6 separate regions of the Mus musculus genome follow, and all the other regions are linked to region 4. Evidence: chromatin loops called from intact Hi-C (ENCODE). Cell type or tissue: heart. All regions are shown on one strand. Region 1 overlaps Cyth1 (cytohesin 1). Region 2 overlaps Cyth1 (cytohesin 1). Region 3 holds the start of Socs3 (suppressor of cytokine signaling 3). Region 4 overlaps Dnah17 (dynein, axonemal, heavy chain 17). Region 5 overlaps Usp36 (ubiquitin specific peptidase 36). Region 6 has its middle 5.4 kb from the start of Socs3.

What was found. A loop is a pair of places that touch in the nucleus more often than their neighbours do. Peaks named below come from ENCODE experiments on the same cell type or tissue, not always from the same donor. Only the 100,000 strongest peaks of a DNase experiment are listed, where the experiment ranks them.
Region 1: a loop joins it to region 4, with 2.1 times the contacts of the local background. A loop is called at or near these places in 2 of 42 quality-filtered maps.
Region 2: it touches region 4 in a loop (7-fold over the local background); 25 of 42 quality-filtered maps call a loop at or near these places.
Region 3: it touches region 4 in a loop (2.2-fold over the local background); 3 of 42 quality-filtered maps call a loop at or near these places.
Region 5: a loop joins it to region 4, with 2.3 times the contacts of the local background. A loop is called at or near these places in 5 of 42 quality-filtered maps.
Region 6: it touches region 4 in a loop (2.2-fold over the local background); 3 of 42 quality-filtered maps call a loop at or near these places.

What each region holds. Positions count from the first base shown.
Region 1 is chr11:118,172,931-118,176,930 of GRCm38, reverse strand. The region is part of intron 11 of Cyth1 (cytohesin 1); the gene reads left to right. Among named protein-coding and RNA genes, the nearest start is that of Gm38514, 37 kb to the right of the region's middle. In heart, no CTCF peak of the experiment used is centred here; a DNase peak (open chromatin) is centred at 2,020; H3K27ac peaks cover 233 bases.
Region 2 is chr11:118,219,159-118,223,158 of GRCm38, reverse strand. The region is part of intron 1 of Cyth1 (cytohesin 1); the gene reads left to right. Among named protein-coding and RNA genes, the nearest start is that of Cyth1, 27 kb to the left of the region's middle. In heart, a CTCF peak has its summit at 2,383 (motif pointing right); DNase peaks (open chromatin) are centred at 608 and 2,068; H3K27ac peaks cover 430 bases.
Region 3 is chr11:117,967,596-117,971,595 of GRCm38, reverse strand. Socs3 (suppressor of cytokine signaling 3) reads left to right here and starts at 2,230. Exons shown (of 2, transcript NM_007707.3): 1 at 2,230-2,721; 2 at 3,278-4,000. The coding sequence starts at 3,366. In heart, CTCF peaks have their summits at 1,529 (motif pointing left) and 2,545; DNase peaks (open chromatin) are centred at 895, 1,575, 2,295 and 3,695; H3K4me3 peaks cover 2,755 bases; H3K27ac peaks cover 3,074 bases; H3K27me3 peaks cover 1,031 bases.
Region 4 is chr11:118,102,267-118,106,266 of GRCm38, reverse strand. Dnah17 (dynein, axonemal, heavy chain 17) reads left to right here. Exons shown (of 81, transcript NM_001167746.1): 19 at 1,597-1,851; 20 at 2,775-2,944; 21 at 3,625-3,847. Among named protein-coding and RNA genes, the nearest start is that of Dnah17, 25 kb to the left of the region's middle. In heart, CTCF peaks have their summits at 1,843, 2,044, 2,989 and 3,188; DNase peaks (open chromatin) are centred at 2,056, 2,696 and 3,206; H3K27ac peaks cover 709 bases; H3K27me3 peaks cover 73 bases.
Region 5 is chr11:118,267,973-118,271,972 of GRCm38, reverse strand. Usp36 (ubiquitin specific peptidase 36) reads left to right here. Exons shown (of 21, transcript NM_001033528.1): 14 at 2,761-3,429. Among named protein-coding and RNA genes, the nearest start is that of Usp36, 20 kb to the left of the region's middle. In heart, a CTCF peak has its summit at 1,933 (motif pointing right); no DNase peak of the experiment used is centred here.
Region 6 is chr11:117,961,920-117,965,919 of GRCm38, reverse strand. No RefSeq gene overlaps it. Among named protein-coding and RNA genes, the nearest start is that of Socs3, 5.4 kb to the left of the region's middle. In heart, CTCF peaks have their summits at 1,542, 2,253 and 2,452; DNase peaks (open chromatin) are centred at 309, 1,339, 2,339 and 3,519; H3K4me3 peaks cover 2,987 bases; H3K27ac peaks cover 3,980 bases.

The sequences.
Region 1 (4,000 bases), 71 kb before region 4:
CAGTTGCCAAAAACCTAGTGAAGGGGATAATTGTTGTGATTTGGTGAACTCAGATTTTCTGTGGTCTCAGAAATGCTGAAGGGTTTGATTCAGAACACACAGTCTCAGTGTGAGAGATGCAACAGAGGAAGAGGAGCAAGACGAAACGGAGGGAGCGGCTCATGTGAGGAAATCAGAGGGCTGGGGGTGACACTTCCTAATACCATGGAAGTTCACTAGGATAAGATCTTCCGGCAGGAGCCTGTCACTTGCAGGCGCCCTTTGTAGCTGTAGGAATAAAAAGTACACAGTAAAATGCCTCCAGGCTTCCTATGGAAGATCACTCAAAGCCACAGGTTGTTGGTCTCGGGCCATGCCTCCACACTGGTGACATGGCACCCTGGTGTTCTGACATCTTCCTGGGCACCTGCAAGCACAGTGGTGGTTCTTCTTGTATGCATGTTGGACTTTGGTCTCCAACTGGGTCAGGAAAGCTAACTTGGCTGAATCTTCACTGAGTAAAAGTCATTGATCCCACTGAGGAGCTAGAGCTGAAGGAAGCCTCCTCCATGGTAAAGGTGGAACAATCAATAAGATGATTGCCGTAAGTGTGAGGGCAGCCTGGGCTACATAGTGAACTCCAGGCTAGCCTCCTAGAGTTAGAGGTTAATTCTGTCATTCATGCTGATGATGTGCTGAGGACATGACAGCAAACTGTTTCGAGGCCCTTCCTTCTCCCCAGGACCCCACTTGTGCCACCTAAGTGCTGCAGCTGGTGTTGCTCCTCCGCATTTAATCTTCTCCAACCCTAAGGATTCTCTGACACATCAAAATCGTCAGAAGGTGCCCCCCGTTTCCTTCCCAGGGTACTGTGGACAAAGGCTCAGTAGGTTTCCCTCTAGACATGCCACCCACCCTCCCAAACCCTCCTTATTTATAGTCTAGGCAGCAAGAAGAGTTTTCCTAGCAAGGGCTAAGAAACACTGACAGAATAACCCTAGTGAACCTGTGGTGGGGGTGGGGGTGGCGGGGGTGATGAGTACAGCCAGACAGGAAGGGGCATAGCAGCTGGGTTTGCCACCTAGCTCTCTGCAGTGGGAAAGACATTGCAGCCAGTTACAGAATGGCTCTCCTGCAGCCTGCGCATGAGGTCAGCCTACTCCGCCCTTGGCCTGAAGGAAGACGCAGGCTGGTATGAGTGAAGCAGAGTTGTAAGAGGAGTTAAGTCTGCTGTGGGTGGAAAGGGTGTGAGGAAGTGAGCGGTGGGAGGCCAGGCCGGAGGGTAATCCATTCACTGGCATCTGTGAGCCAGCAGGTAGAGCCAGCCCCCAGTTCTCCTCGGGCACTGTGCAAAGTCTAGAATGTCAAACACCTGGGCCACAGAGACTCCAGGAAGATAGTGTAGAGTCACTTAAATAATGACCAGCGTGACCTAGAAGACAGAACAGGACTTCAGCTCATAAGAGACAAAGCTGTGTCTTTCTGAATCACTGTAGGGTTGTGGGGTTGTTGCTCATTCTTTAGCAAGACTGCGTAGACTTTAAGGAGTGGGACACATTAACTTATGATGCCCTCACTGCCTGCACAGAAGAGCTAACAGATGCTGGGGACAGGAGACGATTTTAGTGCCACAGCAGTTGATACCTGCAAAGTCAAAAGTTTTGATGTATTGAGGGGGTTGCTCCCCGGATGTAGAGGGTGGGGGTGGGGGATGCTGACTTCTTTCCCTTCAATCTGGAACAGAAGTGCCGAGCTTAGCAAGCCAAGTGTGCTGACAGAGGACCAGTGCTGAAGTGTACAGACGGGAGACCTGGCCAGGCATCGGGCGCTGAGCTATGCAACCGTAAACAAGATGACCAAAATGTGGGCTTGTGCTGAGGCTGCTGCCAGCCACACCAAAAAGCAGGACCAGTGCTGACATGCTTTTAAACAAGACTCATGAGATACTCAGACAGAGCCGGAACTCAGGCACACTGGCTGTAGAGCTCATGCTAAAACACCCCAAGTATGCAAGCAGTCTGGAGATACAGGGTGGACAGTGAGCCGTGCCAAGACCAGGAATGGACTCACTCCAGGACTAAGTAGCTGGGCCCTGTGGCTGTAGGACAGGCTGGGAGCATTAGGAACTTGGAAAGTGTCAAGAAGTCCGGGACAACAGGGATCAAGCAGTAGGAAGAATACTGCATCTTTCAAACTGTTAAAGCTGAACCACGTGATACTTTTCCAAACAAAATGACTGAACACTAGACTCTTTTTTAGATTTATTTATTTATTATATGTGAGTACACTGTAGCTGACTTCAGACACTCCAGAAAAGGGCATCGGGTCTCATTACAGGTAGTTGTGAGCCACCATGTGGTTACTGGGGATTTGAACTCAGGACCTTCGGAAGGGTAGTCAGTGCTCTTAACTGCTGAGCCATCTCACCAGCCCTAGACATTTTTTAATAAGGCTGCTTTAAAATGGGCTTTTATGGTAAGAGACATTTACCTTGAGGTTCCACATTTTTTTCATCTTCTGCCTCACTTTTCTCTTTTTCTGTTTTTCTTTGTACCTTTATGTATTTATGTATGTATGTATGTATGTATGTATGTATTTATTTCTATTTGTTTGTTTGTTTTGGGACAGGGTTTTTCTGTAGCCCTGGCTGTCCTGAAACCTACTCTGTAAACCAGGTTGGCCTCTAACTCATAGATCCATTTGCCTCTGCCTCCCGAGTGCTGGGATTAATGGCGTGTGCCATTATGGCCAGCTTCAACTTTTTTTCTTAGTAGGACATCTTTTATGAAAATACTACATGAAATAGCCCATCCTCACAGAGCTGACCCTGTCTGTCCACACCACATTAGCACTCTTAGCTCTTGCCGGGTGATCATCATTTGTGACCTGATTTGCAGTGGTTTTAAACTTTTCCTTGATTCCTTTCTGCATTATTTTAAGCCCTTTAAAATGAGCAGGTCATATTTTTGCAAAGATAGTGGCATTTGCTTTAAGAAATCATACAGGCCAGAGGCATCAGTGCTGACTATTTCTGTCCTTGTGGAGGGTACAGATGATTAGGGGCATAGATGAGTGGTGAGGTGCACCAGGCTCTGTTCCTGAACTTAGGAGAGAATTCTTTGCTTATTTAATTTTTTGGTGCTGGGGACAGGACCCAGCTCCTCCAACTGAGCTGCTCTTTGAGCCTCTGGACGTCCACATAGAGACACAGAATGCGAATGTGAGGCCTGTGCAGGGACCATTTCATACTTCGGACTTGAATTCAGTTGTTGGGAAGCACAGTTCTCGTGCACTGCACCTTCTGTGCAATGTGCATAGTGAGTGTCTTGGCTTACTTCAGCCACTACCAGCCTGCGGAACCCCAGGGGAGATCAGCAGAGGCCCAGGGGTCTCCCTGGGCTGGTCACAAGGGCCTTCATAGCTGGTCCTCACTCCTGGGCAGAAGATGGCGTTAGCCCTAGCTGCATATCCAGAGCACGGCTCGTGTACCTCCTGCCCCTGAGTCTAGAGAGTGAAGAAGCTATGGCTTCACGGGGGTCTGCATTAGGATGACTTGACTCAGCCCACTTCGGCATCAGAATTCTTAAGAGGTTTGGCACCGTGTGGCTTGGAAAGGAGAGTGGAGAGGAAAGAAAGGAATGGGGAAGTAGGCCAGGAATTATTGAGGAAGCCCAGTGGCTGTCCTCCCTGCTGCAGCCTGGGAGGAATACTGCAAGTCTCTGGACCAGGGGATCCCCTTAGCACTGTTAAGGGTGGGGCATTACATGTGCATAGAAGGATTAGGGGAACTGTGGGTAATGCATCGTCTTCCCTCGTAGTGGCCATTGTGAGTGGCCGATGCCCCAGAGAGGGCTGCAAGGATCTCAGGCAGACTCAGTGGTCAGCCTGACAGGAGCCTCGTGAGAAGAGAGCCTGTAACCCACAGCTTACTCAGCTTAGTCCACCACTCTGCAAATGACACAGTTGGCAGGTCCAGATGGCTAAGAAGGCAGCTGGAGGCTAAAGCCACTCACTCACAGTT
Region 2 (4,000 bases), 120 kb before region 4:
CAGGAGTTCAAAGTCATCCTCAGTTACGTAGGGAGGTGAGGCTCATCTGCATTACAGACAGCCTGTCTTAACAAAGGATGACAAAGAACAATATTTACATTTTTAGAAATGAAATAGGTGAGGTATTCTGAGGTTTGAGCAGAAGGCATTTACATGGAAGGTGTACCATCTGAGTAAGCTCATTGCATTCACAGTTCCTGGCAGTAGTCACATAAGATGGTTCATGGAAACCTCATCGCCTCTTCTGCCCATTCAGAAATGTTCAGAGAACACTAAAGAGCTGTTTCCGTTAACTGGAACTCAGCTCTGAATACCTCACAATTCCCACGGGTCCTGGCAGCAGACGGATGGTGGAGAATGCTCTCTGTTCAAACACAGTCTCTGTGGAACGCACCCTTGGTTAGAGCCTGAGGTACAGCCTCGTGCCATGACACCTCATAGAACGTGCTGTTAGTCTGCTGCATACCACCCTCCCCACAGGGCAGCCATGTGGGTGTTTGGTGAACTCAGAGAAAATGGCCTGGAGACCATTGTCAAGGCTGGATGGAGGTTTCCTGTTGGGCTGTGAGTGGGCCCCAGATTGTTACTTCTGTGTTTTATCCACTGTGCTTGCCCTGCTTCCACAGAAGTACAGTCATCACACATTCCTATGCAGTTTCAACCAGGAGGAAGGAAGAGCAGGAAGGCATGCTGTCAGTGAGTATTGTTTATAAGACAACTCAGGCTGCTTATGCAATGTCTGCTTTATTTAATAGCAGGTTGGTTTTTTGGTTTTTTGTCTGTTTTGGACTGGCATTTCACATCTCAGAAAACTTCTTGTTGTCCATGAAGGTTTGTTTTATTGTTGCTGCTGCTGTTGTTGTTTTGTGGGTTTTTTGTTTTTGTTTTTGTTTTTTTTTGTTTTGTTTTGAGACAGGGTTTCTCTGTGTAGCCCTGGCTGTCCTGGGCTTGCTTTGTAGACCAGGCTGACCTCAAACTCACAGAGATCCACCCGTCTTTGCCCGAGTACTGGAATTAAAGGCCACCACTGCTAGCCTGTGAAGCTTTGGTAGCAAGGAGCTGCCATTTAGGAGTTTCAGAGTTTAGGCAAACTGTTCCTATGTGGTACCATGGGATGAGGTACAAGAGAGAGCATGGTGGGAGGGGTGAGGTACAGGGGGAGTATGTGGGAGGGGTGAGGTGCAGAGGAGAGCAAGGTGGGAGGGTGCTCAAAGAAGGGCCAGGGCAGATGGCTGTCACCTCCTTCACCCCTAAGCATACTTCATCTTGAATTAGAGATGATGATGGTGAGGATGAGATGACTAGAGAATGCCTATTCTGCCTCAGTCAAATAGCTCAGAGAGATCAAGTAGTCCTGCAGAAATATCTCTCTATTACTTTGCGAACTCATCCATGTATTTAAATTTCACTGGGTGGATTCTCAAGACTGAAGGCTCTGGTCTCTTAGCTAACAGATCTTGCCAGACCATCCGGCAGTGTGATGGATCAGTTTCCTGATAGGACTCCTGTTTGCCTTTTCTCCATCCCTGCTTCTTGTAGTCCACTCTCTGGAGTAGGTTCCTTGCCTGGGAAGAGAATGAGCTTTGGTGTGACTGGGCACACAGTTGTTTTCAAAGAGTGGAGTAACGAGGAGAGTGGGAGTAGGAGCCAGGCGTGCTGGCTCTTGAGGGGACTCCTGTGCTGCGCAGCTCTGTCTGAAACTGTCCTCCATCTCAGATGGGGCTTCCTCACCCCAAAGGTTATATCTTTTGAGATGGTGACTTCTGTGTAGCATTTGTTATTTCTAGGTCACCTCTAAAGTAAATGCCAGACGATGCCACCAAGTTCTTGGTTTTCTCAAAAGGCATTTTTCTTTCCTTCTCCAATTTCTCCACTATTCCCACGGGGGAATTTTTTTTTATTCTTCCTCTGAGCTTGGAGTTCTTCAGCCTCAGAACTCCGTTCTTAGCTGCTTTGTGGTCATCTGTTCCAGCTGCCACCCTGTGTCCTTCAGTAAACCCCATACTTAACACTTGGGGACAAAGTGCCAGACAGAATGGCTCATAAAGGTTCCGCAGTGTTGGCCAAATCTGAGCGGAGCATTCAGTACACACTTGACTGTAGTTACCCTGGGCAAGGGAAGGCTTGCTGGACAGAGGGATGCTGGCATAGTGGTGTAAGCCTGTGCCAGCATTGGAAGGCAGAGGTCTACATAATGAATGTGAGACAATCCAAGACTACAAAGTGAGTTCCAGTCTCAAAGCATCAAGAGGGAAGAAAAACCCTAAGGGAGAGTGAAGCTGAAAGTTGCCACATAATCACAAAATGTATTTCCTACATTAGGGTTGCACCAAACACACTTTCAAAGGTAACTTAACAGCCATGGCGAGCAACAGTGTATTCATTTAGCCAGCAGAGGGCAGCATAGACCAGTCTCCGGATACAAGCGGGTTTTTTTTTTTTTTTAAGTTTATTTTTTAAACTTTTTCGTTAATTAATTAAAGTAAATTTTTTGTTCTCTTCACTCAAAAGATATTTAAAGGTGCTACAGTAGCCACATTGAAGTGTGCTGTGAAGATTGATTCAGCATTAGCTTTATCATTCCTCCCTGTGGATCATACTGTGTGTTCTCTGCCGTGGAGGAAAGTGTCTCCCTGGCATCAGTAACATGTCAATGAAGATGCAAGATGTACATTCTAACAGCTCTGGGCTGAGGTCGACTGGGCCTTATGTCATTGCCTCCAGAGAGTCGCTTTAGCTGTGAGACTTCTCAATGCTAAGACACCACTGCACTCCAGGAGGACAGTGGGTCTTCTCTGAGAGCATTGTGGCAGGGAACCTGAGCCATACCGTGCTCACTCTGGGACACTTGATGGCACTGATACTAGATTTTCTTAACAAAGGAATAAGATCAATCTTTGTTGGTTTTACAACATTATACCTTTTCTGTGTCTTCATTTTTCCTGCAAATGTCAGTTTCCCTTCTTAGAAAAAATAAAATAAGACAAGAGATATCATGGTGACACACCCTTGTAATCCTAACACTTAGGAATTGAACTTCCTCGGTTGCAAGTTCAAAGCCAGCCTAGACAAGTAAGAACCTGAAGAAGGGGGGGTGGGGGGACGGGACAGGCAACATATAACATTGTCAAAGGCATGCATTAGGCTGTGTTTGTTTTGACAACTTGTTAATGTTGACTCTTCATTTTGATAATAAAAGTGTTATAATTCTACCTCATGCACGCTTGTTCTGGCCAGCCATGAGAACCCCATGGGTGTCCAGGTGCCAGAGAGGCTTGTCAAGGGGACAGGAGCAGGCTTTAGGGTCTCAGCAATATCTCCTCCTCTGTCCTGGAGTCTTCTTCTCTGGAAGGCACCTTTGAACACAGTGCTTGGTACACTTGACCCTGTTGGTACTGTTTTATGCTGTGGTAGAATTTGACAATTAATCAGTGACAGACATAAGACAGGAAAAAGTGACCCTTAGTGCCACTGTGCTAATTTCATTTGTAGCATATTCCATAGGCAATATTTATTTATTTTTATTTTTGGTTGTGAGCTTAGCCCTTAATGGCTGAGCCATCTCTCCAACTCATTTATTCATTTTTAAATGCTAAGTAGTGGTTTCATCAAAAATATATGTGTAATTTTACTTGGTGGGTAGACATGTGGAAAAGCTAAGCTATAACATCTGAACCAGGCAGGAAGTGCTCTAGAGTTGGAGAGTAAGCATGGTAGTGAAGCACAGAATATCATAGAAATAGTCATGTCATCCAGTGTCATGGCAAGTCAGCCATCTTTGTATGTTCTCACCTTACCCATTACTGGTGGGTGGGAGTAAAGGATTAAATATGTTTATGTGTCTGGACCCGTCAGCTAAGCAGTGTGCTGTGCTGGGGGCCATGGAGGAAGAGTAAAGCCGGTGTTCCTGCCATGGAACACAAGAGTAAGTACAGACATGACAGGTGTGCTAATTTGCCCTGCATGTCTTCCAGAACATTATGTTGTACACCTTAAATAT
Region 3 (4,000 bases), 130 kb after region 4:
AGGGTATAGGCTGCCCTTGAACTCACAAAGATCTGCTTGCTTTGCTTCTGGAATACTAAAGGTGTGTGCTACCATCACAGGGACCAAGATTTATTTTAATTCTGTATATGTGTGTGTGTGTGTGTGTGTATGGGGGGTGCACATGAGTACAGATTCCCTTGGAGGCCTGGGGTGGCTTAGGACTGGGGTTACAACAGTTGTGACCCATCCTACATAGGTCCTGGCACCAACACCCCCCCCCCCCCCCCCCGTCTTCCAGAAGTGCAGCAGGTGTTCTTAACTGCTGAGCCAGCAATCCAGCCCCTGACTTCCCTCTCTTACTTAAGAAGCTATCACAGTGTCTCACTGGGTCACAATCATGACTAGTCCTTGCTCATGGCCCACAGCCTCTTCCCCACTGTGGGTTTTGCCCCGCAGCTCTGCCGCCCCAGCGCTGCACCCGAGGCCTGACAGAGCCAGGCACGAAGTCAGGGTTTGTGGAATGGATGAATGAACTTGACTCGTGGCAGAGCATTGTAATTTACAAAGCACTTTCCCATCCATTAACTCCAGGGCTATTTCCTAAGAGTCCTCCCTGTCCTCCACTGCCCTCGGCTCAGAAGCATACGGTCAAGGCAGTGGCTGGGGAACACTCCCTGAATGAGATCAAGGAGGGCTTGTTCACAGAGAAAGGGAGAATCCATTTGGGGAGCCTGAGAGTGACTCGAAGGCAAGGACTGGGCCTCACCTGTGGGATCTCCATCTGTGAGCATCTGCTCATCAGACCAGTGTGAGATATTTTAAATAAGGCCCCTAAGCCTCTTGACTACTGGAATTGCCAGGGGCGGGGGACAGATGGGCACCCATCCCTATTTAACAGATAACAAGACTGAGTCCAGAGAGGCAGTGCACCTGCCCTGGTCTCTCTTAGTTCCTCAGCATCAGTGGAGCAGATTGGACACAGTGGGCCAGAAGGGAAGCAGGCAGCCCTCCCTCCTAGCCCAAGCTACTCTGTGTAGTCAGTTTGCCCTCCTACTGGTGTTACAAGAAGCCTGTGGTATCCAAGAGGGCAGGTCAGAAAGCCCACTGAGAGCAGACACTGTGTGTCACTTAGCTGGTTCTCAGGTGGCTGCCACTTCCTGCTGCCTGTTGCAAAACTCGACACTAGGCCTTTATAGATACTCACGTGACCAGGAGTAAACAACCTTTCACCTCAATCACCTGCTCTTATCAATACTCCCTCTCCACCCCACCATCGGGAAAGTTCAGACACCTTAAAACGTAGAGGCAAGAGAGGGTCCATTCTGACACCTCAGCGACTTTCAGGCAGTGGCTGAACCCGTTACAACGCTCTGTGGACAGTCCTCCTAGTCGACATTCCTTCTCAGGTTTGACCCTGTCCTGGGAAGTGAGGCTTCTCTCTCTGGGTTCCCCACTCCTGTTCTTGAATAAGGAGCCCCACAACCTCTTATTCTCTCTATACAGAGCCTGGGAAACAGCAAAACTCGGCTCGCCTACAAGACTCCAGCGCGCCCTCTGGTGGACTCGGGGGACGAGCATGGGATGAGGGTTTCTTTCCTCTAGCTCCCCCACCGCGCCGAGAGTACCTGGGCGGACCCACAGTTCGCCACGCAGGTTGGGAGGCCCAGATGAGTGATAAGGTAGTAGTTAGCTGCTCCTCCCACCCCACTCCCCAAAGGACATCAGCACCCACGTCTGTCACCGAAGAACCAGGCAATGGGCGGATGAGCTGAGGCCAGGTAGCTGCTTCTAAGTCAGTGTCTCCTCCACTTCTGGATCTCACAGCTTCATCTTTTGGACCTGTCTACAGGTAAATGTCGCGCATCCCCCTCCTCCACTTCCTAGGTCCCCAGTGGGCTGGTGGCTGAATGGTCCTACGTCCCTTTTGGTTGGCACGGGATGCTTGGAACTGTACATGAGGACCTCGGAGTGGCCTGGGTGCAGAGGGAGGGGAGCGTCCCCGCGGGGATCAAAAGAAAGGGAAGGGGTGCCAGGAGGGAGCCTCTCCCGGCTGGCCTCCTAGAACTGCCCGCGCGCTCCCATCGCGACGCCCCCGCCTCTGCCAGAAACCAGCCTTCTTAGAAGGGAGGGGGGGGAAAGTGTGAATGAGAAGTTGGGGGCGGAGCGCGCGGGGGAGGGGCCGCTGCCAGGAACGCTCGGCCAAGGCTGGCGCCGCGCCCGCCGGTCGGGCAGCCTCGCGCCGCGCTTTGTCTCCCTCTCGGTGAGTCTCGGCGGGTCCTGGAGGCCCCAGCTCCAAGCCCGCCCTCCGCGGCCCCTCCCTCGCCCTCCGCGCACAGCCTTTCAGTGCAGAGTAGTGACTAAACATTACAAGAAGACCGGCCGGGCAGTTCCAGGAATCGGGGGGCGGGGCGTACTGGCCGGGTAAATACCCGCGCGCGCGGCCTCCGAGGCGGCTCTAACTCTGACTCTACACTCGCCTGCTCTTACGACCGCTGTCTCTCCGGGCTCCCGGACGCCCCCTTCCCGGCCCAGCTCTCCGTCGAGGTCCCTCGCCCAGGTCCTTTGCCTGATTCGCCCAGGAGTGCGCCTCATCGGCCCGGGGAGCAGCGAAGCCAGAGGGGGCGCACGCACGGGGAGCCCCTTTGTAGACTTCACGGCTGCCAACATCTGGGCGCAGCGCGAGCCACTGCTGGCCGCCGCCTCGCCTCGGGGACCATAGGAGGCGCAGCCCCAAGGCCGGAGATTTCGCTTCGGGACTAGGTAGGAAGGAGGGGCGCGGTGTGGGGAAGGGTGGGGGCCTCGGTCCAGCTCGGGAGCTTTTCCCGGTTTCTCCTCCCCTTCCCGGGTCATTCCCGGTAGGGAGGGGACGAGGTAGGGGGCAGAGCGGATGAGAACCGAAGATCCCTGATTCCCGTCATACTCAGACTGGGGCCCTCGGGTTTCTCCTGTCCCCTCTCTCACATATCTCGGGTTTGGCACCCCCCTTTTTTCGCCCTCGCCACTGAGGACACCGGACTGAGAGGCGCCCTGAGCGTCCCTAGGGCTCTTGTGTCTCTCCCCATCCTGGCCGCGCTCCTGGAGACCCAACTTCCACGCGCGAGTTTTCTCTGGGCGTCCTCCTAGGGCGGGCAGGGGAAGAGACTGTCTGGGGTTGGCCGGCAGTGACCGAGGACAGTCGAGTTCCGCGAGGTGGCTGGGCCTGAGACACGGTCTAAAGCGGGGCAAAGGGGTGCCCCGGGCGCTAGGCGGAGGCTGGAGGGCCGGGCACGCTGGAGGGTTCCGGGCACTCACGCGCCTCACGCTTTGCTCTCTGCAGCTCCCCGGGATGCGGTAGCGGCCGCTGTGCGGAGGCCGCGAAGCAGCTGCAGCCACCGCCGCGCAGATCCACGCTGGCTCCGTGCGCCATGGTCACCCACAGCAAGTTTCCCGCCGCCGGGATGAGCCGCCCCCTGGACACCAGCCTGCGCCTCAAGACCTTCAGCTCCAAAAGCGAGTACCAGCTGGTGGTGAACGCCGTGCGCAAGCTGCAGGAGAGCGGATTCTACTGGAGCGCCGTGACCGGCGGCGAGGCGAACCTGCTGCTCAGCGCCGAGCCCGCGGGCACCTTTCTTATCCGCGACAGCTCGGACCAGCGCCACTTCTTCACGTTGAGCGTCAAGACCCAGTCGGGGACCAAGAACCTACGCATCCAGTGTGAGGGGGGCAGCTTTTCGCTGCAGAGTGACCCCCGAAGCACGCAGCCAGTTCCCCGCTTCGACTGTGTACTCAAGCTGGTGCACCACTACATGCCGCCTCCAGGGACCCCCTCCTTTTCTTTGCCACCCACGGAACCCTCGTCCGAAGTTCCGGAGCAGCCACCTGCCCAGGCACTCCCCGGGAGTACCCCCAAGAGAGCTTACTACATCTATTCTGGGGGCGAGAAGATTCCGCTGGTACTGAGCCGACCTCTCTCCTCCAACGTGGCCACCCTCCAGCATCTTTGTCGGAAGACTGTCAACGGCCACCTGGACTCCTATGAGAAAGTGACCCAGCTGCCTGG
Region 4 (4,000 bases):
ATCTATTAAAAAGGGCAGGTCTCCTCCAAAAGATGGATTCCATTCTTTACAAGATGGAGCAAACCTGGGCAGAGCCACTCCCATCTGTTCTGTACCCACGAGTCTGTGGTGTGCAGAGATGCCTGAGCCTTGGCATAGAGGAGCAGGTGGCATGTCAACCTTGGAACCAAGATACACTGCACATGAGCATACAGGGGCTCTGAGAAGGACACAGGGGCAAGTGAAATCTCAGCCTTGCCAGGAGCCTTCCTGTAGTGTGGGTTTGGGTTCTGTGGTGGGACAGAGAGACACACCACACCCAAACCCACACATAAATGAAAAATAATTTTTAAAAAATGTAATAAAGCAGGCTGGTGAGATGGCTCAGCGGGTAAGAGCACTGACTGCTCTTCTGAAGGTCCTGAGTTCAAATCCCAGCAACCACATGGTGGCTCACAACCATCTGTAATGAGATCTGACGCCCTCTTCTGGTGTGTCTGAAGACAGTGACAGTGTACTTATGTATAATAATAAATAATTAAATTATTGGGCCAGAGTAAGCAGGGGCTGAGCGAGCAGGGCCAACTGGGGCGAGCGGGGTTGACCAGAGTGAACGGGGGGTCCTAAAAATTCAATTCCCAACCACCACATGAAGGCTCAGAACCATCTGTACAGCTACAGTGTGCTCACATACATAAAATAAATAAATCTTTAAAAAACTAAAGAAAGAATAGTTAACAACAAAAACAAAAATTTAATAAAGCAAAACAAAATAAAAACTCTTGCTAGCATGAAGGAGTCTGCCCCTCTTAGAGTGCCACCAAGCTCAACAGGACAGCCAAGGGCTCAGCCAAAGTCACCCTCTCCCTGACGGACTGACCCATCCGAATCCGTGCTCCTTAGCCACCTCCGTCAAATCAATGCCTGGACTCCGTGGCTGCTCCCCTCTCCCTCGTTTTTATTAGAAGATTAAATGTGTACAATGAGAGCTAATGAAGGGGGAAAGGCATCAGGATCAAAATAAAGGCATAAGTCACCAGCAACGGGGAAACATGTAAAAATGCCCTGTAACAGAATGTTGCCTCCTGTGGCATTGCCAGCCAGGAGCAGGAGGGCGTCTGGAAGTGAGTTTGAACGGCAGATCTGAACAGAATATACTGAGGAATTTTAAAGGCCTCGGAAGTGACCAGGTGTACATTCAATCGATTTGTACATACCATAGATAGCATGCATGCAGAGATTTAACTAGAGGGTAGTTTTCTGGGTTTGTTATTTTAAAAATGTCCATACATACCCCCTCCCCCAACAGTCCATGTGAGTCGCTCGCTCTGTGTCCCCTTTGTCCATACCAGCACATTGCACACAACCAAGGTCTGTGCAAATACAGAATGGATGAACTGACACCCACGTCACCCTGGGATCAGACAGCTCAGAGCCACCCTTAGCAAATCTTCTTTCAGGGGTGGGGTAGGGGCGCTGCACACTGACAGACACCCCCTGCTTCCATTCAGGACTCTCAGCAGCACCCACAGAAGGATGCTCTTCCAGGTCTGGGGGAAAATCTGTCTCTCATGAAGGCAAATGACCCAATCTTTGTCCCCACTCCCACCCCGGCAGTCTGACCTAGAGGATATCACAGACCTCATAGAGATGCGGGAGGAAGTGTCCAGCCTGGTCATTGGAGCCATGAAGGTGGCTGAGGAGTACCAGGACTCCTTTGAGAGGTACTCCTACCTTTGGGTGGATGACCTTCAAGAATTTATGAAGAACTTCCTCATCTTCGGGCACGCGCCCACCCCTGAGGAGCTGGACACCAAGACGGACGACACCATCCCCAAGACACCACCTACCCTGGCTCAGTTCCAGCAGCAGGTGTGTATGGTCCTGTTGTCCTCCTGTGTCACCTCCCACATCCTCGGGTAGACGACCCCCTCCCCACCCCCCACAGGCCTGATTTGAAAGTTGGGTGGCCTGATTGCTATGTAGGTTTTAAATTTGCTCCTGGTGAGGCCAGGAGAGAGAGCATGCCTTACCGCACTATGCCACACGGGGGAGCACCACTGTCACAGGAGGAATAGCATGCCTTACTACACCACGCCACATGGGGGGGAGCACCACTGTACCAGAGAGGCAGCCAGGGAGAGAGAAGAGGCCTCAGCAGGATCTACCAGGCTTGTAGTGTGAATGACTTCAGTTAGGTCAGGTGAGGGCACTATGCTGAGCTGGCTGGTGTCCCATCCTGTGGCAAGTAGGACAGAGGACTGATCCCTGAGAATAAGAGTCCCTAAGAGCCAGATAAGAGGTGGCTGGGAGCACTACACTCAGGCCAGCTCCAGGTGAGGTCTGCAGTCTAAGAATCGGCCTTCAGGGTCAGCAAGAGCTCAGGTGTCAGAATTGGGAATCTAGAAAGTGAAGCAATCCAGTCCTGAGGTTGGTCTTGGGCACAATGAGAAAGCCCTCTCCTCCCCCACACCAGTGAGAAGAAAGATGGGATGGCTCAAAGTCTGCAGGTGCTCCCATGAGTTAAGGGGTGCCCTTTGGGAGTCCCCTCCTGCTCCAGAAGCCTTACTGTAGTCACCCAATCCCATCCTCTTCTGTCTATCTGTCCCCTCCTAGAGGTGGGGCAGAAGGAGCTCTGAGGTGTTGGGACAGGGCAAACAGGTAGCAGTGGTCTCAGCCTCTCTTAAGCTGCACCCTGGGCCACCTGGCTGCCCTTCACAGCCAGACAGGAAGCGGCGATGGCTAGTGGGGGACACACAGCCATGGCTGATGGAATCCACGGCTGTGTTGGGCAGATTGACTCGTATGAGAAGCTGTATGAGGAGGTGTCCAGCTGTGAGAACACCAAGGTCTTCCATGGCTGGCTGCAGTGTGACTGCCGCCCCTTCAAGCAGACCTTGCTCAACACCATCAAGCGCTGGAGTTTTCTGTTCAAGCGATACCTGAACAACCACGTCATCAACAGGTGAGGCCATGGCCCGCTGCTGCAAATCTGAGACTTCCCCGGACCCCCCCCCCCCCGACAGCCTGGGAGAGGCACCACGGACTTAGTAAGTGGCTCAGTGGCCTGATCTGAAAGTTGGGTGGCCTGATTGTGATATAGGCTTTACATTTATTTGCTCCTGGTGAGGCCAGGAGGAACAGCATGCCTTACCACACCATGCCACACGGGGGAGCACCACTGTCACAGGAGGAACAGCATGCCTTACCACACCATGCCACATGGGGGAGCACCACTGTCACAGGAGGTGGTGCATGTGGTTCCTTGCTGTGACCAGTGCAGGGCAGGTAGAAGAGTGAAGTACCTGTCAGGCTCTGTGTTGAAGCCTTGAGCCTGGCAGGAAGGCTGGGACAGCCCAGTCATTGCACAGGAAGGTCACCGACAGCAGCATAAGCATTCTCTCTAACTGAGCCCATCTGGGCGGCTGGCTGCTCTCAGCTGTGGCTTTAAGATAGCGCTCAAGGATCAGCCTGGGCTACGCTAATACTTTTGTGACATCTAGGCCGAGGGGGACCACATGGGGGGGCAGTGGCTGCCCCTCTCCAGGTGGTGCCTTGCATGGCAGTCGAGTGTCCCTGCTAAGGGGACATTGAGGTGGTGGCCGAGGAGGATGAGCCCCTCACCTGAGTCCCCCTGTCCTGCAGCCTCGCTGATCTGGAAAGCTTCATGAACATCACCCGAACAGCCCTGAAGAAGCCACTTAAGGAGGGAGACTACGACGGGCTGGTAGAGGTCATGGGGCACCTGATGAAAGTCAAGGAGAGGCAGGTGGCCACCGATAGCATGTTTGAGCCCCTGAAGCAAACCATCGAACTGCTCAAGAGCTATGGGGAGGAGATGCCGGAGGAGATCTACTTGAAGCTGCAGGTGGGTTCCAACAGTGCTGTGCTGGAGTACTGTGGCAGGTCGCTGCAGGCTAGACACTTACGAGACTCCAGATCCCCAGGGGTATGGAGGCCAGAGACAGAATCTTCCCGGAGAAGAGGGCCCAAGTGGTCACCGCTGAGGCTGGTGAGAGCC
Region 5 (4,000 bases), 170 kb before region 4:
AGAGCACAGAGCTGGGCAGGTTTGTCAGCTTCTGAACACAGGCTATCGGGAAAACATCCCACTGTGCCTTCTCCTCAAGCTGCTGTCCTGACCTTTTGTTTCTTTGCAGTTCTTTGGTGCTAGATATAGACACACCTGTGGGTAAAAAGGCCTCTATGATGTCTGCATTTTGCAAATAATTCAGAATAGAAACATGTATGTTTATATACACGCAAACATATACCCACACACATACATAGCAATAAAGCTTAGTCGTCTATGGACTTCTGGATTTTTGTTTGTTTGTTTTTCAAGACAAGGTTTCTCTGTGTAGCCCTGGCTGTCCTGAAATTCACTCTGTAAACCAGGCTAGTCTCGAACTCGGAGATCCCCCCTGCCTCTGCCTCCTTAGTGCTGGCATTAAAGACGTGCCTGGCTTGGACTTTTGGTTTTAACCCAGGTGATTTAACCCAAAGTTGGAAGTCATTGCAGCTCTTTGGGAAGCTGACAGCCTCACTTGCAGAGGTGCCCTTGATGGAAGGAGGCAGACCTGCGCACCCAGAGGCCATGGAAAAGCCACAGCAAGAGGGCAGGACTGCTTCACTGGCAGGCTTTGTTCAGCACACAGCTTCCTATACTGCCCACTTGGAAGAGAGTAGGCACTGTGTAGCCCAGACTGGGTGGGTTTGAACTGGAAGTGAGCCTTTGCCTCAGCTTGCTGAGTACTGGTTACAGATGTGAGCTGTCACACCTGCCCAGTGTCACTTCACTTTGAGTCCCTGGTATATGTGATCTTCAATAGATGACTAGATTTTGCAGAACGAGAGATGTGTTCCTGTCAGGAAACAGTCTGTAAAAGTAAGCTGGAGAGATGGCTCAGTGGTTAAGAGCACTGACTGTTCTTCCAGAGGTCCTGAGTTCAATCCCTAGCAACCACATGGTGGTTCACAGCCATCTATAATGGAATCTTATGCTCTCTTCTGGTGTGTCTGAAGACAGCGATAATGTATTCACATATATAAAATAAATCTTTAAAAAAAAAGTTAGCCATTCCAAAACTCAGAAGAAAGTAGAAGTCATTAAAAGTATGAAATAAGACTTCATACACTTTCCAATTGGTAGGAAAAGTGGCGATTAGCTAAAGTAAACTTTTGTAAAAATCACTGGACAGTGATATATATATATATATAGATATAGATATAGATATATAGATATATATATATTTTTTTTATACCTTTAATCCCAGGACTCAGGAGGCAGAGGGATACAGATCTCTATGAGTTTTGAGACCAACCTGGTCTATAAAGTGAGTTCCAGGACAACCAGGGCTACACAGTAAAATTTTTAAAAATGTTTGCAGAAGGGGACTGGGAGCGGTAGTTTAGTGGTCAGTGTATGCTTAGCCTGTGAGGCTCTAGGTTTCAACTTGGTGTTCCCCTCCCTCCACTCCCCCACTCTCTAGAAGAACTCTAGCAAATACAAGGAAGCTCGTGTTTGTAGCAAGCAGAACACACTGGGTGATTGCCGGGTAGGGTAGGACTTGATGAGTGCCTGGACACAGGACTCTACCATAGCAGTGTCTGGAAATACACGGGCATTGCCAGGAAAGAGGAAGTCCAGTTTGCCCGCATGAGTTGGAGTTCACGAGGTCATCCACAGCCCAGGAATACACTTTCCGGAATTGTTAACATAGCTGCTAGGAAAAGACTGCCATCTTTTTTATTTTAAATTGATCATCAACAACAATAACAACAAAAATGTAAAGTACTGACTGTGTGTGAGTCATTGTGTGAGCCATAAGGACTGAGGTAACTGAGGCAGCCATCACGGAAGGTTTACAGACAGTGGATTCTTTGCATGTGGCCTTGGTTTTTAAAGATTTATTTTTATTTTATGTATATGGGTGTATACCCGAATATATGTCTCTATACCATGTACATGCAGTGCCCACAGAGGCCAGAAGAGGGTGCTGCGTTCTTTGGTACTGGGGTTACAGATGGTTGTGAGCCACTCATGTTTGCTTGGAATTGAACTCCAGTCCTCAGGAAGAACAGCCATAGTTCTCTTAACCACTAAGCCATCTCTCCAGCCTCCAAAACTTGCTCCTTTGACTTCTATATCATTTGATTTACTTTTTTTTTTTTTTTGGCAGATATATAAGCTTAGAAAAAAGTTTACATTTTGTTGTTTGTTTAGTTGATTGTTTTTAATTAAGGCATGGGGAATAATAATGCAAGCTTCTGTAAACAATCAAAAGTTGTGTAGCTGCCAGTGAGACACTGAAGGCTTTAAAGGCGTCTACCTCCTTCCTGTGTGGAGGGTTTAGCTGTGGCAGGGTGACGACACTGGGTATCTCGTGTGTGACCTAGTGAAGGGCAGTTTGCATGATGGGGCTTCTCTTTCTCCCGGGCAGTCATAAACTGCAGCCTGTTTTTTATACAAGTCTTTTTTTTTTTTAAGATTTATTTGTTTATGTATATGCGTACACTGCAGCTGTCTTCAGACACACCAGAAGAGGGTATCAGATCTCATTACAGATGGTTGTGAGCCAACATGTGGTTGCTGGGAATTGAACTCAGGACCTCTGGAAGAGCAGTCAGTGCTCTTAACCGCTGAGCCATCCTTCCAGCCCCTTATACAAGTCTTGAAGCACCAAAAGTCTTTACCATTAGCCAGAAGCCAATTTGTTCCCAGAAGTTGCCCTGGGGGTGGGGGGGGGAGCCATGTTCCCTGGACAGTGCTCCTCTGAGCTCTGATGGGTTCCTGCCTTGCTCCTTTTAGCGACAAGACTCTGTAATGATGAGAAAGCTCCCAGCCCCTGAGGAGGTTGGCGTACCTGTGTCCAGAAATGGCTCCCTTCCTGGCCTGAAGTTACAGAACGGATGTGCTCCTGCCAAGACACCTGCCGGGTCCCCGTCCCCAAGACTCACGCCCACGCCCACTCATATGCCCACCATTCTGGATGAGCCCGGAAAGAAGGTGAAGAAGTCAGCCCCACTGCAGTCTCTCACCACATCTCCAACCACTTCTCAGGGCTCTCCTGGGACCGGCGAGTCCCGGAGCCAGCGGCCCGGCTCCTGGGCAAGCAGAGACACCATCTTCTCTACCTCCCCGAAGCTCCTGGCCAGAGCCATTACTAACGGGCACAGGCTGAAGGGCGAAGGCAGTGGTGTGGACCTGGAGAAGGGGGATTCAAGCAGCTCCAGCCCCGAGCACTCTGCCAGCAGTGACCCTGCCAAGGCCCCGCAGACCGCAGAGAGCAGAGCTGCGCATGCCTGTGATTCTCAGGGAACAAACTGTCCCACCGCTGGCCATCCCAAAGCGCTGTTGAATGGAGTAGATGCCAAGATGGTGAAGTTGAAGTCCCCGGCCCTGAGCAGCACCACAACCGAGCCCACAAGCCTCATGTCTCCTCCACCAGCCAAAAAACTGGCCCTGTCAGCCAAGAAGGTGGGTGTGTGGGGGTCTCCTCTCTGAAAGCGCCCTGGGGCTGGAGATGTGAGGATAGGATAGGGAATCACAGAGGACTTCAGACCCTGGCACCAGAGTGCCTGCTGGTATTCCCTGCGGTTTGCAAGCTGAGAAAGGACTGTTTAAGGGGAAGATTGCTTTGAGGGGATCCCAGTTATTCAGTACCTCAGATTGTTGGTAGTCATGTCTGAGAGGACTAACCAGTTTTCTATGATGGAGTCTCCTAGCTGAGCCGCCACAGGGCACTCAGAGACGGACAGCTGCCCGGGCTGGGGGTGGGGGTGGGGAGGTAGGGAGGCTGAGGAGGAGCCGCCCACCCCTAGCTTGTGGGGCGTGAGCAGTGTGTGGGCTTGCGGCGGGATGCTTGTTGAAATGTCCTGTCCTTTTCCTTTTTATTTCTAACCAACAACACTCTGGTTCTTCTTCTGCTGTCCCCTCTCTCCACCAACCCCACCCCCACCCCTTTTTTTTTCTTCTGTCCCTTCATCTTTTTGGGCTCATTTTATTTTATTTTCCATTTTATTTTCCCTCTTCACTCACGGACACCTTT
Region 6 (4,000 bases), 140 kb after region 4:
GGGTAATTCCTGCCGTCTGATTCAGTTCTGACCAGAATATGCAAAGCAAGTTTGCGAAGGAAATGCTGGCTTCAAAGGGCTTGCAGGGAGCAGGCTGAGCTGTGGTCAGAAGCTGTTAGAGGCTCCAAGCTATTAGCGCACACTCTGGCTGGGCTGCTTGGCAGGGAGGTGTTCCGAGAAAGTCTAGACTCGGGGTCCTGAGAGTGGCTGGTGATGTCAGCAAAGCATCACAGACGTCATGGCATGAAGGGGGAGGGGTGATCGCCACACAGGGCTGGAAAGCAAGTGGGGCCCTGGGACAGGTGGTAATGGCTTTCTGGCCACACTCCCCCATACACTCATTTTGACCTGGGCCATGGACCACCAGCCAGGCTCCACCTGGGAAAACAGCCATCTATTCATCCTACATCTGGGCACGGAAGAGGTTGAGCCTCTTAGGCATCCCCACGAGACACAGCTGTGTTCCTGCGTGAGCAGGACTCAGCATGACTTGGATTCGTCATTTCTGGTGCCTAGAGAGGTTGATCTGTAAATATTTATTGAGTTTGGGGCAGACGCAACAACGAGGGTTCAGGGAAGTTAAGCAACCTGCAGAGGACATAGCACCAGGAATGTGGGGACAAACAAAGGGTTGGTGCTTGGGGGCATTTGATTCCTCACATTGTCTCCTAACGAGGCAAGCGCCTCCCTCCATTTCTTCACACACGTGGGCTGAGTGGTAAGTATCCATGCTCTCTCTTTCCTTCTGTACAGACAGGAGGAGCTCTGAGATGAGTGTGATCCTCAGCTGGGGGACAGCCTCTCTGTCTGATACTCAAGTGCCTGAAAGGTGCCAGAGCCTCCTTTAGGCCCTCAGCACCTGATAAACAGCTGCTGCAAGAGTCAAGTGTATTTTAAAAGGCCAGTGGAAGAATACACAAGCCGTTTGCTTTCCCCATTTCCTGGACCTCGGGGTGGCAGGGGTGGGGGGAGGGGTGCAGAGGGAGGGGAATGAACAGGCATGAGACCAGACAGCAGGTCAGACCCACACTAGATGGACTGCCAACTCTGAAAGCAGAACTGCAGACTAAGGCAGGTTTCCCATCTCTCCCAGAGTCCCAAGTGTCTCAGGAAATCTTCCTGCCCCTGAAGCCTACCCAATGGCATCCACCTGCCACTTGCTCCAGAAGGCCACTTTTGTAGAAAGTGCAGCCTCCACAGAACTAGAGAACCTAGCCATGCAGTTGGCCCCTGTCCTTGACCCAGAAAGTGTCTGTTTAGCCACTTGTCCTAGACACAGGTCCTCTCTCTCTTGCCTGCCTCCTGGAGGCTCAGTTTAGTTTGGAAAGATGAGACTCAGAACTAAGAAGAAAAGGGTTTATTTTCTCTGCCTGCAGCTCCTAGCCTACCCCAGCCTTCTGTGTCTCCATCCCAGGTTGTCCCCAGCCTTCTGTGACTTCAGATCAGATCACAGCCTAGGGGCAGGCACACACCAGGAAAGCGGTTAACATCCAGAAGAGTAGAGCTAAACTTAGCCTCACAGTGAACTAGTGGCCACAGTGAGAAACTCTCTCCATCTTTACCTGGCCAGTGTTTCTTTTTGTCCCCTTTCCTTCCATCCCTGTTACACTGCTGGTCTGTGACTCAGTCTTTTCAGGGTAAAACTCTCCCCCTAATGGGGAACCTGGTCCTGGTTACCAGGAGAGGTGCTCCTGACTCCAAAATGCTCCATAAAGAGATTACAGGGAGGAGGGCAAGTCCGTGTAATTTGAGCAACTGAAAGGAGGAGGCTGCCCTCTACCTCTGAATTCTATTACCCTGCCTCTAGGACTGCAAGAATCCACCCAAGAGGCCCCCATTTTCCCTGCTGGTGCGCTTTGGGCTGGCCTCCTGAAGACTTGAGCCAGAAATGGTAAATTCAAGGCCTGCTTTTGGAATAGGAAGGGAGGCCACGGATGGGGAGCTGGCGGTGAAAAATAAGCCCTCGCGAAGTGTCCTGGCGTGCAGAATAAGGATATGAGTCAGGGAGGGGGCACCGCAAGGCAGTCAGGGCAACGAAGTGGAGGGCTTGACCACCAGAAACGGTGGCTGGGTAGTGATAAGGGGCAACCTGCACGGGGACGTGAGGTGCCCACTGAGACCCAGGTGGGCAGAGCCCTTTTCTGCACCCCGCCCGTCCTCCTCATGTTTCGGTCCCTGCGCTTCTTGCCGCCCTCTGCCAGGAAGAGTCACTTCCCGGCCACCGCAGGAGCCCCGGAGCAGCTATGCGAAGAATGTCCGCGCTGAGCGCAGGGAGGGCGGTCCCTTCAGACCCCGCTCCCAACACGCCCACTCCACAAAGACACGCCTCCGACACGCCCACTCCCGCGGAGCGCCGTCGCCACGGCAACGGGATTACAGACGCAGAGCGCTGTTTATTCTCAGCCCAGTGCCAGGAAACTCGGCCGGGAGGCGGCCAGGCGCACCTCCCTGGGTGGGGGCGGGAGAGAGTCCGTCATTGGTCACAAGGGTCACTGACCCCCTCCCGGAGACGACACAGAAAGCTCCGACTTCCCTCCCGGCAAAGGATGGGTCGTGTTTTCTGGCCCTGCAGGAGCTGAGAACACTCACTAGGCTAGTGGAGCAAAGCCTGCCCCCTACCCCCGCCCCCAGCTCCTTTGAGGGAGCTGCTTGCTCCCTCCCTTTGCCATTCAGCCAATAGTCCACTCAGCAAATATCTGTCCAACACATCCTGTGTTTCAGGGAATGTTCTAGGTCCGGGGGATTTAGAGTTCAGCAAGATGAGGCCTGCTGGAGTTTGGCTCCCCAGTGCTTCCCAGGAGTTAAGTTTGAGTGGGAGAAAGCCATCAATAAACTAGTAAGCGCATAAATTACATAATGACTGCTATTTCTGTTATCAAATCAAGTGTTAGATACATATAGCCACATAGCCACAACTCGGCCATGGAAAACCACTGGGTTAACTCCCAAAGCCTGACAAAGGGACTGAACCCTCTTCAGTCAGAACACGTGTTGTAGAGAAAATAACGCGCTGAATTCAAGGACAATCCCTCCAGGATCATGGAAGCAAGTAGACAGACTATCTAAAACCCCTTTCAGTCTGCCTAGCCTCCCAGTGCCTCCCAGGTGTCCTGAAGGCAGGGAATCATGATTGGTCACCAGGCATGTAGACAAAACTGCTGGATTCCTGGACTCCAACCACATAGCTCAGTGAATCAGATACAAGACCTGCAGTCTGAGAATCCCAGGCCCTCCTGGGTGACCCACCTGCTGCTCACTTTGGGGAAGGCAAGCCTGTTGCTTCCGCTCTTCCTGGAAAGGGAATTTCCTCCTAGCACCTTGACTAAGCCCAAGCTGGGAAGTGTAGTGCAGAGGGAAGAGAGGCCTGTAGTACACCACAGCTGTGGCAAGCCTGGACACGCACACCCTTTTCTGTCCCCAGGCTCCAGACCCAGAGGCCCTGAGCCCAAGGACAGCAGGGGCTGTGGAGGAGGATGGTCCGCCCTCCTCAGCCCTGAGCCCTCCCAGCTGTGCTATGCTGGGAACAGGCCAGGCGTTTGTGAAATCCTTGGGTGAGCCTGACCCACTCTCATGAGGATGGCCTGTGGAAGCTGAGCCGGGAGGGGGATGGGGGGCTGTTCCCAGAAGCAGGGAGAACTCTGGACTTCCCACTCCTGCGCTCTCTGGATTGCAGTACAGACTTAAGCAATTGCTGCAGCCTGCACAGCAGCTTGCAGAGAGAAACCGAGACCCCAGGCTTTTCCAAAACGAAGCCAGGGATCTGGCTTCAGAAAGTGTGGGCCAGCCGTAACTGCTGTCATTTGTAGGACATATGCGATGTGTGCCTCTGTGACCCTGTAGAGGTCAGAGAACAACTTGCAGAAGTCTGTTTCCTCCTCCAATCATGTGGGTTCGGATAGAATTCAGGATGTCAGGCTTGGCAGCGACATCTTCACTAGCAGAGCCATTTCATTGTTTCATTGGCCCTATAAATAACCAGATTGTAAAAAGTCTATCTGTC